3 separate regions of the Homo sapiens genome follow, and all the other regions are linked to region 2. Evidence: chromatin loops called from intact Hi-C (ENCODE). Cell type or tissue: GM12878. All regions are shown on one strand. Each heading gives the region's core, and the rest is flanking DNA. Links, peaks and the distances in the headings are about the cores only.

Region 1 (2,500 bases), core at 1-2,500, 130 kb before region 2:
CAAAAATTCTTTTTGCTTTATACTAATCTCTCAAAAATGTCTCCTTAGATTCAACAATCTCTTTACGGAGATAGCTCAAAAATCACTATTTCACAATCCTCTCTAAACTATTAAGTGGTTAGTTTTATATTGTACTGATTCTCACAGTATTATCATCAGACCTTGTATAGCCTTTGAGGAGTGAGAATGAAGAAAAAAAAAAGCCTCAAAAGAATATCAGTGGGTAATCTCATGGGGAAACACACTGAAACAATAATGACAAAGCAGTATATATAATATCATCCTGGTAAAACAATATCTATGAGAGAGATATGCCTCTAGAAAAGTGCTTAGGACATATTTGGATATTCACCAGCTCCTAAAATCTGAGATGTAAAAAATTAATGTCATCAGGATGTTTAAAAATTATTTTATTTCTCTTTTTCTCCTTTCCTGTCAATGATTCTTCAGATTTCCCAGACTTAAAATCCTGAAGTTACTCCTGATCACTTTCCATGTTGCCTGAAATTTCAATCATCATGAATTCCTCATGATTCTTTTTTGGTTTCTTATATACCATTTCCAGTCCCTACCCTTAACATATACAGAATATGCTGAAGCTTTCTACCTATTTTTTTCTGCTCAGACTGTCCTATTCTTCTATACATTTAAGTTGTCTCCAAACACTGATTTTACTCTCAAATGTATGTATATAAAATATAGTCTGCTCAAAGGACGGTTTAACTACTGTCCCAGCACTTTGGAAGGCCGAGGCGGGCAGATCACGAGGTCGGGAGTTCAAGACCAGCCTGGCCAACATGGTGAAACCCCATCTCTACTAAAAACACAAAAATTAGCTGGGTGTGGTGGCGGGTGCCTGTAATCCTAGCTACTTGGGAGGCTGAGGCAGGAGAGTCACGTGAAACCAGAAGGCGGAGGTTGCAGTGAGCCAAGACTGCGCCACTGCATTCCAGCCTGGGTGAAAGAGCGAAACTCCGTCTCAATAATAATAATGCTAATAATGAAATATTTTAAAGTTTAAAAAGGAGGTATAGGTTTTATAGTAAAAATAGAATTTAATTAATAAAGGATAAAAAGATTCACATACAGCAATATAACAGAAATGGAAAATAAATCCAAGAAGGAGGCACATTCTACAAGGCAAAACTTATATTATGCATTTACTAAAGAAAAGCAGAGAAGGAAAACCAGAAAGTAGAAGGATTTATGCTTGCTGCAATGAGTGACATAGCTGCTGTTATTATCGAGGCCCAGGATGAAATATAAAAGTAATCAGGAAAGTATACTCACATAAGTTAGAGGAAAAAGCAACATTGGGCCTAATTTAGGAAGAAATATCAGTAGAGATAAAACCAAGTAATTTGAATGTTGTCTAAATAGCATTCTATAGAGAGTGAATTTCTGACCGGGCCTACCTAGGCAACAAAGTAAGTTGCCAGCGTTAAACATACAACACATCAGTCATTCTACCACTGGAGGGAGTCTGGTCACATATCCTTTGATGTAACTTGCTCTAGTAACTTCCTGGTCTTCCCTGGGAATGAATTAGAACCCTACCAAGAATATGAATTGGTTTAATACAATCTGATGGTTTCCAAATTTTTTGTTTCTTTTAGTTTTTATTTTATTTTTGTTTTGTTTCATACTCACTAATATCTCTATAGTCATATTTGGGCCAAAGAAATTAATCTACATGCTACGTGTCCTAGTACATGTCTATCCTTGGAAAAAGTTAATAAAGAAAAACATTGTAAATTAAGAACAGAGAAGGGCTCTAAGGCAAATACCTAAACAAAGCAACCATCAAGGTTACAAGCCACATGAAAAATAGCAAATGACAGATTTGAACTAGAAACTGAAAACAATTTTTAGGGCTAAGGTGATAAAGATATTACTGATAGGATGGTAAAAGAGAAGTAAAAGATAAGAGTACTATAATTGTGATTTCAAAATTTACTATTCTTTAAAATTCAGAATTTACAGATTATAGTAATTACTCATGAAGTTGAAGTGATTTCCTATAACATGTAACTGAAATTAAGAAAAACGACAAGGACCTAGACACTGGCAAAAAAGAAATTTTAAAAAGCAGTGGTTCAATTCAAGAAGTTACGTGGACAATATTCCATTCAGAATAATAATTATTACTGTCTATTTTGTATTAATATCAACACTGGTAAATTCTATGAAAGTAATGCTTTACTTATTTAAACAATCCTACAGGATTGGTATTATACCCACTTTACATAAGAAAGCTTGAGGCTAAAACAAGTTAAGTAATTTAAGGTTACACGGCTTTCAAGAGCCAATATTCTAACAGGGGTGGTCTGATCTAAAATGGTATTATCACTATGCTACACTGCATGTCACTGAGACTGAGTAATGACTACCTTACATTCTTGTAATAAAGACTATTAAAGTTAACAGTTATGGGTACTCCTCTTAGATGTCTGCTTCAGAAAATGCCATTACGGATTATCTAACATCACTGTGCTATTAA
Region 2 (8,187 bases), core at 2,718-5,217:
TGACAAAGAAGAACACTACATAATGATAAAGGGTTAAATTCAGCAAAAATATTTAATTATCCTAAATATGCATGCACCGAACATTGGAACACCCAGATTCATAAAACAAGTACTAGACCCACAAAAAAGACACAGATGTCCACACAATAGTAGTAGGGGAATTCAACACTTTACTAGACAGATTATCCAAGCAGAAAACTAACAAATTCTGGACTTAAATTCAAGATTTGACCAGTTGGACCTAACAGACATCTATAGAACATTCCACTCAACAACCAAAGAAGATATAGTCTTACCAACTGCACATAGAACATACTCTGAGGTTGATGACATGCTTGGCTGTAAAGCAAGTCTCCATACGTTCAAAAACATTGAAATTATACCAACCATACTCTCAGACCACAGTAAAAGAAAAATGGAAATCAACACCAAGAGAATCTCCTAAAATCACAAAAATTACATAGAAATTAAACAACTTGCTTCTGAATGACTTTTGCAAATACAATGAAATTAAGGCAGAAATCAAAAAATTCTTTGAGATAAATTAAAACACAGACACAACATATCAAAATCTCTAGGATGCAGCAAAACCAGTGTCAAGGGGAAAGTGCTAAACACTCACATTAAGAAGTTAAAAAGATCTCAAATTAACAATCTAATATCACCCCAGAGGAACTAGAAAAACAATAACAAACTAACCTCAAAGCTAGCAGAAAAGAAATAACTAAAATTAGAGAACTAAATGAAATTGAGACCCAAAAATCTACACAAAGCAGCAACAAAACAAAAAATTTGTTCTTTAAAAAGATAAACCACAATGAGATACCATCTCACACCAATTAGAATGGCGATCATTAAAAAGTCAGGAAACAACAGGTGCTGGAGAGGATGTGGAGACATAGGAACAATTTTACACTGTTGGTGGGACTGTAAACTACTTCAACCATTGTAGAAGACAGTGTGGTGATTCCTCAAGGATCTAGAACTAGAAATACCATTTGACCCAGCCATCCCATTACTGGGTATATACCCAAAGGATTATAAATCATGCTGCTATAAAGACACATGCATAAGTATGCTTATTGAGGCAATATTCACAATAGCAAAGACTTGGAACCAACCCAAATGTCCATCAATGATAGACTGGATTAAGAAAATGTTGCACATATACACCACGGAATACTATGCAGCCACAGAAAAGGATGAGTTCATGTCCTTTGTAGGGACATGAATGAAGCTGGAAACCATCATTCTCAGCAAACTATCGCAAGGACAGAAAACCAAACACCACATGTTCTCACTCATAGGTGGGAATTGAACAATGAGAACACTTGGACACAGGAAGGGGAACATCACACACCAGGGCCTGTCATGGAGTAGGGGGAGGTGGGAGGGATAGCATTAGGAGATATACCTAATGTAAATGATGAGTTAATGGGTGCAGCACACCAACATGTCACATGTATACATATGTAACAAACCTGCACGTTGTGCACATGTACCCTAGAACTTAAAGTATCATAAAAAAATTCATTAAATTTGAAAAAAAGAAAAGATAAACAAAGTTGATTAATCAATAGCTAGATTAATAAAGAAAAAGAGAGAAGATTCAAATAAGCACAATCAGAAACAACAAAGGTGACATTATAACTGATCCCACAGAAATACAAAAGATCCTCAAAGATAATTATGAACACCTCTATGCACACAAACTAGAAAGTCTAGAGGAAATAGATAAAGTCCTGGAAACATACAACCTCCCAAGATTGAATCAGGAAGAAACTGAAACCCTGAACGGACCAATATCAAGTTCCAATATTGAATCAGTAATAAAAAACCCACCGAACAAAAAAGTCCCTGGACCAGATGAACTGACGGCCAAATTCTACCAGGCATACAAAGAAGAGCTGGTATCATCCTGATACCAATATGACAAAGATACAATGAAAAAAGAAAACTACAAGCTGATATTCTGGATGAATATAGACCCAAAAATCCTCAACAAAATACTTGCAAACCAAATCTAGCAGCACATCAAAAAGTTAATTTACCACAATCAAATAGGCTTTATTCCTGAAATACAAAGTTATTTTAACATACACAGATCAATAAATATGATTCACCAAAGAATCAAAAACAAAAACCATAACATCATCAAAATAGACACAGAAAAAGCTTTTGATAAAATCCAACATCCTTTCATAATAAAAACCCTTAAAAAACTAGCCATCATTGAACCATACCTCAAAATAGTAAGAGCTATCTATGACAAACCCATTGCCAAAATCATAATGACCAGGCAAAAGATTAAAACATTCTCCTTAAGAGTAGGAACAAGATAAGAATGCCCACTCTCACCACTTCTATTCTAGTACTAGAAGTCCTAGCCAGAGCAATTGGGCAGGAAAAAAATAAAAGGCATCCAAATAGAAAAAGAAGACCTCAAACTATCTCTCTTCACTGACAATATGATTCTAGATCTAGAAAACTCTGAAGACTCCACCAAAAGGCTCCTAGAGGTGATAAATGACTTCAGTAAAGTTTCAGGATACAAAATTCAATGTAGAAAATGAGTTGCATTTCTATACACCAATAACTCAAGCTGAGAGCCAAATCAAGAATGCAAGCCAATTTACAGTAGCCACTAAATAAATAAATAAATTCCTAGGAATACATCTAACCAAAGAGGTGAAAGATTTCTACAAGGAAAACTACAAAACACTGGTGAAAGAAATCACAATGGCAAAAAGAAATGGAAAAACAATCCATGTTCATGGATTGGAAGAATCAATATCATTAAAATGGCCATATTGCCCAAAGCAATCTACTGATTCAATGCTATTCCTATCAAACTACCAAAGTCATTTTCACAGAACAAGAAAAAACTATTCTAAAATTCATATGGAACCGAAAAAGAACCAGCATAGCCAAAGCAATCCTAAGCAAAATGAATAAAGCCAGAGATATCCCATTACCTGATTTGAAACTACACTATAAGGCTACAGCAGCCAAAAACAATTTGGTACTGGTACAAAAATAGACACATAGACCAATGGAAAAGAATAGAGAACCCAGAAATAAAGCTGTGCACCTTTAGCCATCTGATCTTTGACAAAGTTGACAAAAATAAACAGTGGGAAATGGACATTCTATTCAACAAATGGTGCTAGGATAACTGGCTATCCATAGGCAGAAGAATGAAATTGAACACTTACCTTTCACCATATACAAAAATTAACTCGAGATGGATTAAAGACTTAAATGTATGACATCAAACTATAAAAATCCTAGAAGTAAACCTAGGAAATATCATTCTGGACAGAGGCCTTGGAGTAGAATTTATTACTAAGTCTCCAAAAGTAATGCAAAAAAAACCAAAAATGGACAAGAAGGACCTAATTAAACTAAAGAGATTCTGCACAGCAAAATAAACTATCAACAAAGTAAACAGACAACATACAGAATGGGAGAAAATATCCACAAACTATGCATCTGACAAAGGTCTACTATCCAGAATCTATAGGGAACTTAAAACAATTCTATAAGCAAAAGACAAATAACCCCATTAAAAAGTGGGCAAAGAGGGCTGGGCACAGTGGCTTATATCTGTAATCCCAGCACTCTGGGAGGCCAAGGCAGGTGGATCATGAGGTCAAGAGGTCGAGACCGTCCTGGCCAACATGGTGAAACCCCGTCTCTACTAAAAATACAAAAATCAGCTAGGCATGGTGGCACGTGCCTGTAGTTCCAGCTACTCAGGAGGCTGAGGCAGAAGAATCACTTCAATCCAGGAGGCAGAGGCTGCAGTGAATCGAGATCATGCCACCGCACTCCAGCCTGGCAACAGAGTGAGACTCCATCTCAGAAAAAAAAAAAAAAAATGTGGGCAAAGGATACGAATGACACATCTCAAAATAAGACAGACAAGTGGCCAAGAAACATTTGAAAAGAGCTCAACATCACTAATCATCTGAGAATTGCAAATCAAAACCACACCGACATACCATCTCACACCAGTCAGAATGTCTGTTATTAAGGAGTCAAAAAGTAATTTGTTGATGGGGCTATGAAGAAAAGGGGATGCTTATACACTGTTGGTGGGAATGTAAATTAGTTCAGAGATGATGGAAAGCAGTTCGCAGATTTCTCAAAGAACTAAAAACAAAACTATCATTTGACTAAGCAATCCCATTAGTGGGTATATATCCAAAGAAAAATAAATCATTCTACCCAAAAGACACATGCACTCGTATATTCATTGCAGTACTATTCACAGCAGCAAAGACATGGAATCAACGTAGGTGCCCATCAACAGCTGGCTGGATTAAGAAAATGTGGTACAAATACACTATGGAGTGCTATTCAGCCATGAAACAGAATGAAAGTATGTCCTTTGTAGCAATATGGGTGCAACTGGAGGTCATTATTCTAAAACAGGAACCGAAAACCAAATATTGCATGTTCTCATTTATAAGTGGGAGCTAAACATTGGGTTCACATGGAGATAAAAACAGAAACAATAGACACTGGGGACTACTAGGTGGGGGGTCAGGAGGGGAGGGCTGAAAAATTACCCATTAGGCACTATGCTTACTATCTGGATGATATTAATTGTACCTCAAACTTCAGCATCATGCAATATACCCATGTAACAAACTTGCACATGTACCCACTGAATCTAAAATAAAAGAGGAAAAAAGAAAAGATCAGTTAATTCAGCTCCCATATAGGAAAGTTACTATAAAAACAAACAAAAAACTATAATGAATCCAATACTGGTTCATAACACATTCCATTATGAAACCATAAGAAATAATTACTTTCTATGCAGCGGAAATGGTACTCGGTGCTTCTGCCTAAATTTTAAAGATGAGGAAATTGAAGCTCATAGAGTTTAAGTGAGTTACTCACAGTCATACCTGAGTCTATTTGATCTATTGCCTCTGCAAAAGCTTTGATAAAGCTTTGGGGTCTACGCAATTCTCACACTAAGGGAATATGGTATAGACTAGGTTCTGACTTTCTTATACCAGGTACTATCCTTGCTTAATGTGCCAAACAAATGGTATGGAAGAATCACTTCTGTGGCATAGACTGACCAGGTGTTCACCTAATCTATTTCCTCTTACTCCTGGGAAGGCAGCCAGATTGTATTTACCAAGCTCTTTGCAGCGAGTTGTGGTCCTATGATTTTCTGGGCAATAGAAGATCAGTGGATGTGACGTGTTCTACCTCCAAGCCTAGCCCAAGAGCAACAGGATAGAAGAAAATTAGATCTCTCAATCACTTCTCAGAGGAGAGACATACTGGTGTTACGAATACCCATTTAGTTTTGACTTGCATGAAAAAAAAATAACTTCCATTTTTTCAAACTACTGAGATTAGGGTATTTATCTGTTATGGCAATCAGAATAATCTTGGAGGCCTTTTCCTTGGTTTCACACTAAGTGGTCCTGTGATTGATATCAACAGCTATTAATTAAGGTGGCAGCTGAATCAAGTTGGTGAGGGCTGCCAATGCCTTCCTCAAGACAGGAATCAAATTTTGTAAATTGTTTGTGTGAAAGTCCTTCAAAACTGAAATAGAAATTCAATAATTATAAAGAATACAATTAGGAGCAAGCATGAACATACTCAAATATATGATGAGAAAAATTGACTAACCACGGTTCTTCCCGCAAAAAAAAAATCTCATGGTCAAAATATAACACAAATTGGACATAAATAAGCAACAATGTTGCTAGTTTAGATGCAATTATTGGTAAATAGACACGCATAAACATATACCCAAGATATGTGAAGAAGAGTCACATTAATACAGGAATTTGGGGTAGAGGGGTCCTTTTAAAATATGAGAACCTATTATCCACAGCTAAAATCAGACATAGGTGTCACCAAAAAAGCAATGTGAAATTAGATTGGATAGCATTAGGTTTTTAGTATAATTGACCCTTCCTTTGCCTGTGACTCCGTGTGAGGAATTGGTGATGGGCAGTGTGACCATGTGTCCCACTTTGCCCAGGTTAGTCCAAGTTTGTGACTACTGTGCCCCCTTTCTTTCTCCAGAGTGCCCCAGTTTGAATGATAAATTATACAAAAATTATATGATTCCCTTGTTTGGTGGCAAACTGTGGGAGCTCAGTACAAACTTTGCTCTCCACTCCCAACTGCTGATGGTCATGTAAGGCTACCAGTATCACAAATACTACCACGAAAGTTTGGTTGATGAAGCAGAAAGCATTTTCCCTCCCTGTCAACTTTATAAGATGGCTATTTGATTACAGTTTGGGATGAGATCGATGCACTGTCACTCCTTCCCCTATGCTCCACTCCCATAAGAGAATAGAAGGGTAACCTTCTCTTAAATGCAGGAGATAAGTTACATTGTTACAAACCCAAAATGGACATAGCAAATAAGTATCCTGTATTATATTTAATCATTACCAGAACGAAAAACAACAGATCAATGATATTAAAATGAAAAAATCATCATTTTAGTTGGATTTCCCCCAAATTTTACCTGGATCTAAATAACTCTATACCATATGGCATTGAGTTATAGCAACAGACATTTCACAAATGGTGTATATTACAGGGCACACTGGGATGTAATTCTGAGTGATGCTTTGTCTCTTATTTGGGGGAGGATTCTGTGAAGGAGGAGGCAAGTGGTGGAAACTCCTCTGAAATATCTTGCATGCTAAAGGTATCATAGTCATTGCTATGGCTCTGATTCTCAATCTGAGCTTTCCATAGCCCTGGAGAACTCCAGGTAACAATAAACATGATGTATCTTTTTAGGAGATTCAATTTCACTTGGTGTTTATAATTTCAACTTTTTAGTACTTGAATAAACTTGAATATATTGTTAAATGGAATGCAAAACATACATGGATTTTTAAGATTAAAAAGATGAGCTCCTAAATAATCTCTCCCATTTCTGGTGGACCATGTTGTGATTCTCCCCATGTATTCTGAATACCAGGTGGAAAAATTAGAAAAGTGCTGCTCTAAGATAAAGCACATTGGGGCCTTGATCATCCAATCATCTGTTTGTTACCATGGTCCCAAGCTTAATGGGCTATAATATAGCCTGGGGGTTAAGACCACAGGCTCTGATATTGAGCAGACTTGAGTTTTGTCCAGGCTGTGCCATGTACTATCTCTAAAACCTATCATGAATGTGAAATAGGGGTAATGATTGCCATAGTATTTTAACTATTAAAGAATGTATGTAAGTTGCTCAGCACAATATCTAGCACATAGTAAGCACTCCATAATTGTTCATGATTATTGCTTCTTCAGAGGTCTCCTGGACCTATTCATTGGACCTCTGTGATCACCTACTCTGTACAATTTTGTTCCAGAAAGTGTAAAAAGAGACATAGAAAAGCTGCAAGTGATCCTGAGGAAAAAAAGCAACAACGAAGGCATTTTAAAAAACATAAAAAAGCATAGGGGAAGCTGTAAATAAAGATGAAAGGAGCTGGAGTGTTTTTAGCTCAGAGAAGAGGAAGCCAAAAAGCGACAATAGCATTCAAGTGTAAGAATCATTAAGAGGATGAGACTGACAGGTTGTTTTCCATTTCAACAGGGGTTAGCACACATAAATATTACAGCAAAATAACTTGATTTGACACAACTAAGAACGTCTTTTCAGGGAGAGTGACAATACTAACACAGCATCCTAGAGAGGATATGGACATGTCAACCTTGGTTCCATCTAAAAATATCCTGGCTAATTTAGGTGAAGATCTGGTTGTGGCTGCCCTGACTGACCTTTTGAATATGAGTCTCAGAGATAAGTTTTCAAGCAGCTCAGGGACACAGTTTTTGGTAGATGTTCATATCAGACTCTGTAACATAGGGCAGAGTGATATATCCAGTCTTTTTGAGAGACATTTATAAAAATTAATGTGATATATAATCAGATGAATAGTCTTAATTTTAAAACAATAATGATGGTAATGTTAATAACAATGCTAACATTTTCTAAATACTTAATTACATGAAAGATTCTATTCTAAATATGTTATATATCTTATCTCTTGCTGTTTCAATAATTAGCATTTTCACTTAATTACATGAACTCTTCCAACCCAGGTGTGCCTTGGACCTTTTAGTTTAAATCTACCCAGAGGTGAATACATGATGAAGGACACCCCATCTAACCAAATTCTACCCATC
Region 3 (2,500 bases), core at 1-2,500, 81 kb after region 2:
GCCATCCCTTTTAGGCTGAAATCTCCTTAGCAGAAGAGCTAAAAGACTTGGAGTCTAATGCATAGATTGTTAAATGGATGTCAGTGGTGGTGATACACCTACAGAAGGAAAAGCATCCCAAAGCAAAAATTCCAAATAGGAGGCACACATGCTGCCTTTACCATTACACACCCAAGACAGACATCACTAATCAATCAAGCATTGTTCCACCAGAGCCTGGCTCTGGCCTTAAGGCCCCTCCTGAGTGCTCCAGGTAGCCACTACCACTCAAGCAGAGTTGGCAAGCAAATTGAGCTCTATTAGGTGTCCCTGCATTAGAAACAGAGTCAATGCCCTCCTGTTTCCAGACATTAAGGAAAATTCCTCCTACTGCAACCTAGCAATAAAATGATCTCATGTCTAGAACACCACTTAAGCTCAATTTCTGGAGCTGGCAAAACCCTTGGAGAGACTTATTCAACAGTGAAGCAGATTCCTCAGTTTTCCTATTTTCTATATGAAGAACTTGTGTGGTGATCCCATCTGGTCTGTGCCTCCAGCTCCTCCTCTGGAGGTACTGGATAGTGGGGGGTTCTCCCCCTTTCTCTTCAACAGGACTTCTATGCTTTGAATTCTTGCATTAAATGTGCAGCCCTACCCCCAATTTCTGCTTCTTCTTCCTTAATTATGTAGCTCTCCTCTGCTTTCCTCGAACCAGAATCCTCCTAGGTCCCCAAGAGCACCCTCCCCAGGGAGCACTTGATGACAGTATTGTCAAATTCTTCAAAGGCAAGGAGGGGTAAGAAACACAAGCTCATCCATCCCTGTTTCTTTTTTTCACCCTGTGATTTCCACTCACAATAAGCAGCCTTACAGGTTATCAAACACCCCACTGTACTTTGACAGTTATTCATCCATTAAAGCCTCTGATTGCCTGGCATAATTAGGGACTGTCCTCAGACTCCATAAACATGGCTCCTCCACTTCTCTCAGGAACCGGCTTGCTTTACACCTAAGCTTGCCAGGAAGGAGGAAAACCCAGCTCATTCAAACAGCTCAGCTACAGGTGAGCCAGCCACATCAGAACATGGGAGGGGGAGAAAACAGCACGCTTTTTATCAAAAGAAAAATGATTTACGCAGCTGATTCCCCCAAATTTTAGATAGGATCTTAGGGAGATTTTTCACTTTGGACCAAAGCTATCTGGAGCTTGCAAAATCCTGGAAGAGACCGAATCAAAAGAGCAGATCTCTTCAGTCTCCCTATTTCATTTCAACGCCTCTCTCAGTCCCAGTCAATAACCCAGCTGTACGCTCTGCAGCGAAGCACATTCATCCCGCTTTGTGTCTGGATCGCAGGCTTCAGAGGGGGCTTTTCAGCTTGAATACAAACCGACTGATTGCCTTCCTGCAAGGTTCCCGCACCGGAACGCCCACCTGAGCCCTTGCTCTTCAGCGACAAGTGCAGGAGCTTGCCTGGGTCAAGCCAACTACACAGGGGCCTGAGCCTGCCTGCAGGAATGCACCGTGCTGTGTCACCACCCACTAGGCCAGCGGGCAGGGACAGAGAGAGCAGCCTGCAGCCGCAGAGGGAGGAGCCGAGAGCCTCTGAGTAGGGGAGCTGTGAACCTGGGGACAGAGGAGGTTACAGGGATGCTGAGAAGGCACACGACTCTCCAGGCAGGGCATCTGTGACTCAGCAGAGTTTAATTGCAGTTCCCTGAGGTGTGTGAGTCCAGAGCCATTGACAGAGTTATTATGGCATTTATGCATTCAGGCTTTATCATTAGACAACCCGAGGTGCTAGATCTTTATTCTTAAAATTATTTTTGTTTTAAGATTTTTTTTAAAAAGAGGAAAGCACAAAAATATAAATCTGTGCATACCCTCCAGTCAGAAGACACTACTAACATTGTGCAATGTTTGTTTCAAGTCTTGTTTTGAAACCATAAATGAAGGAAAGCACAACACAAGAAGGTGGACCCCACTTTGCTCCCTTTATCCTCCCTCCCTAGTCCCTTCCCCTGGGCCCAGAAGACACCACTTGTAAGACCTGAACTCACTTCCTTCTAATCCACTTTTAGACTTCTACCCATATAATCAATATAGCAATATAAAGAATATGTAATTTGGGGGCATGTATTTAATAATTTGTATCATTCTGAGCTTCTTCTCTGCAGACTTGTTTTTTTCCATTCCATATTGTGATGTTTTGCTGATTCCACGTTATTGTTTCTATAGAGATCTAGTCCACTCATTTTATCCATTATATGGCATTGGGTCCCATGATTCCTAAGTCCCCACCTGGCCTTAACACTATGCCAGTGGTCCTTAAGCTGCATATTAGAATCACCTGGGGTGCCCAGGTGATGTTAAAAATGCAGGCACCCGGGCTCTGCTCTCGGAGAGTCTGATGGCACTGGTGTAGGGTTGGGCTGGGCATTGCTTTTGTTAGAAATCTCCTTAGGTTGTCTTAATATGCAACTAGGATTAAGAACCCTACCCCCTCCGGATTCTGTGAT

What was found. A loop is a pair of places that touch in the nucleus more often than their neighbours do. Peaks named below come from ENCODE experiments on the same cell type or tissue, not always from the same donor. Only the 100,000 strongest peaks of a DNase experiment are listed, where the experiment ranks them.
Region 1: it touches region 2 in a loop (4-fold over the local background); 2 of 110 quality-filtered maps call a loop at or near these places.
Region 3: a loop joins it to region 2, with 2.4 times the contacts of the local background. A loop is called at or near these places in 5 of 110 quality-filtered maps.

The regions. Positions count from the first base shown.
Region 1 is chr10:59,180,842-59,183,341 of GRCh38, reverse strand. The region is part of intron 1 of PHYHIPL (phytanoyl-CoA 2-hydroxylase interacting protein like); the gene reads right to left. Among named protein-coding and RNA genes, the nearest start is that of PHYHIPL, 5.4 kb to the right of the region's middle. In GM12878, for the core only: a CTCF peak has its summit at 1,473; a DNase peak (open chromatin) is centred at 1,481.
Region 2 is chr10:59,044,333-59,052,519 of GRCh38, reverse strand. The region is part of intron 2 of LOC102724768 (a long non-coding RNA gene); the gene reads right to left. Among named protein-coding and RNA genes, the nearest start is that of LINC00844, 49 kb to the right of the region's middle. In GM12878, for the core only: no CTCF peak of the experiment used is centred there; DNase peaks (open chromatin) are centred at 4,199 and 4,389; H3K4me3 peaks cover 1,436 bases; H3K27ac peaks cover 2,321 bases.
Region 3 is chr10:58,966,778-58,969,277 of GRCh38, reverse strand. No RefSeq gene overlaps it. Among named protein-coding and RNA genes, the nearest start is that of LINC00844, 31 kb to the left of the region's middle. RefSeq lists an enhancer at 1,056-1,969. In GM12878, for the core only: no CTCF peak of the experiment used is centred there; a DNase peak (open chromatin) is centred at 1,555.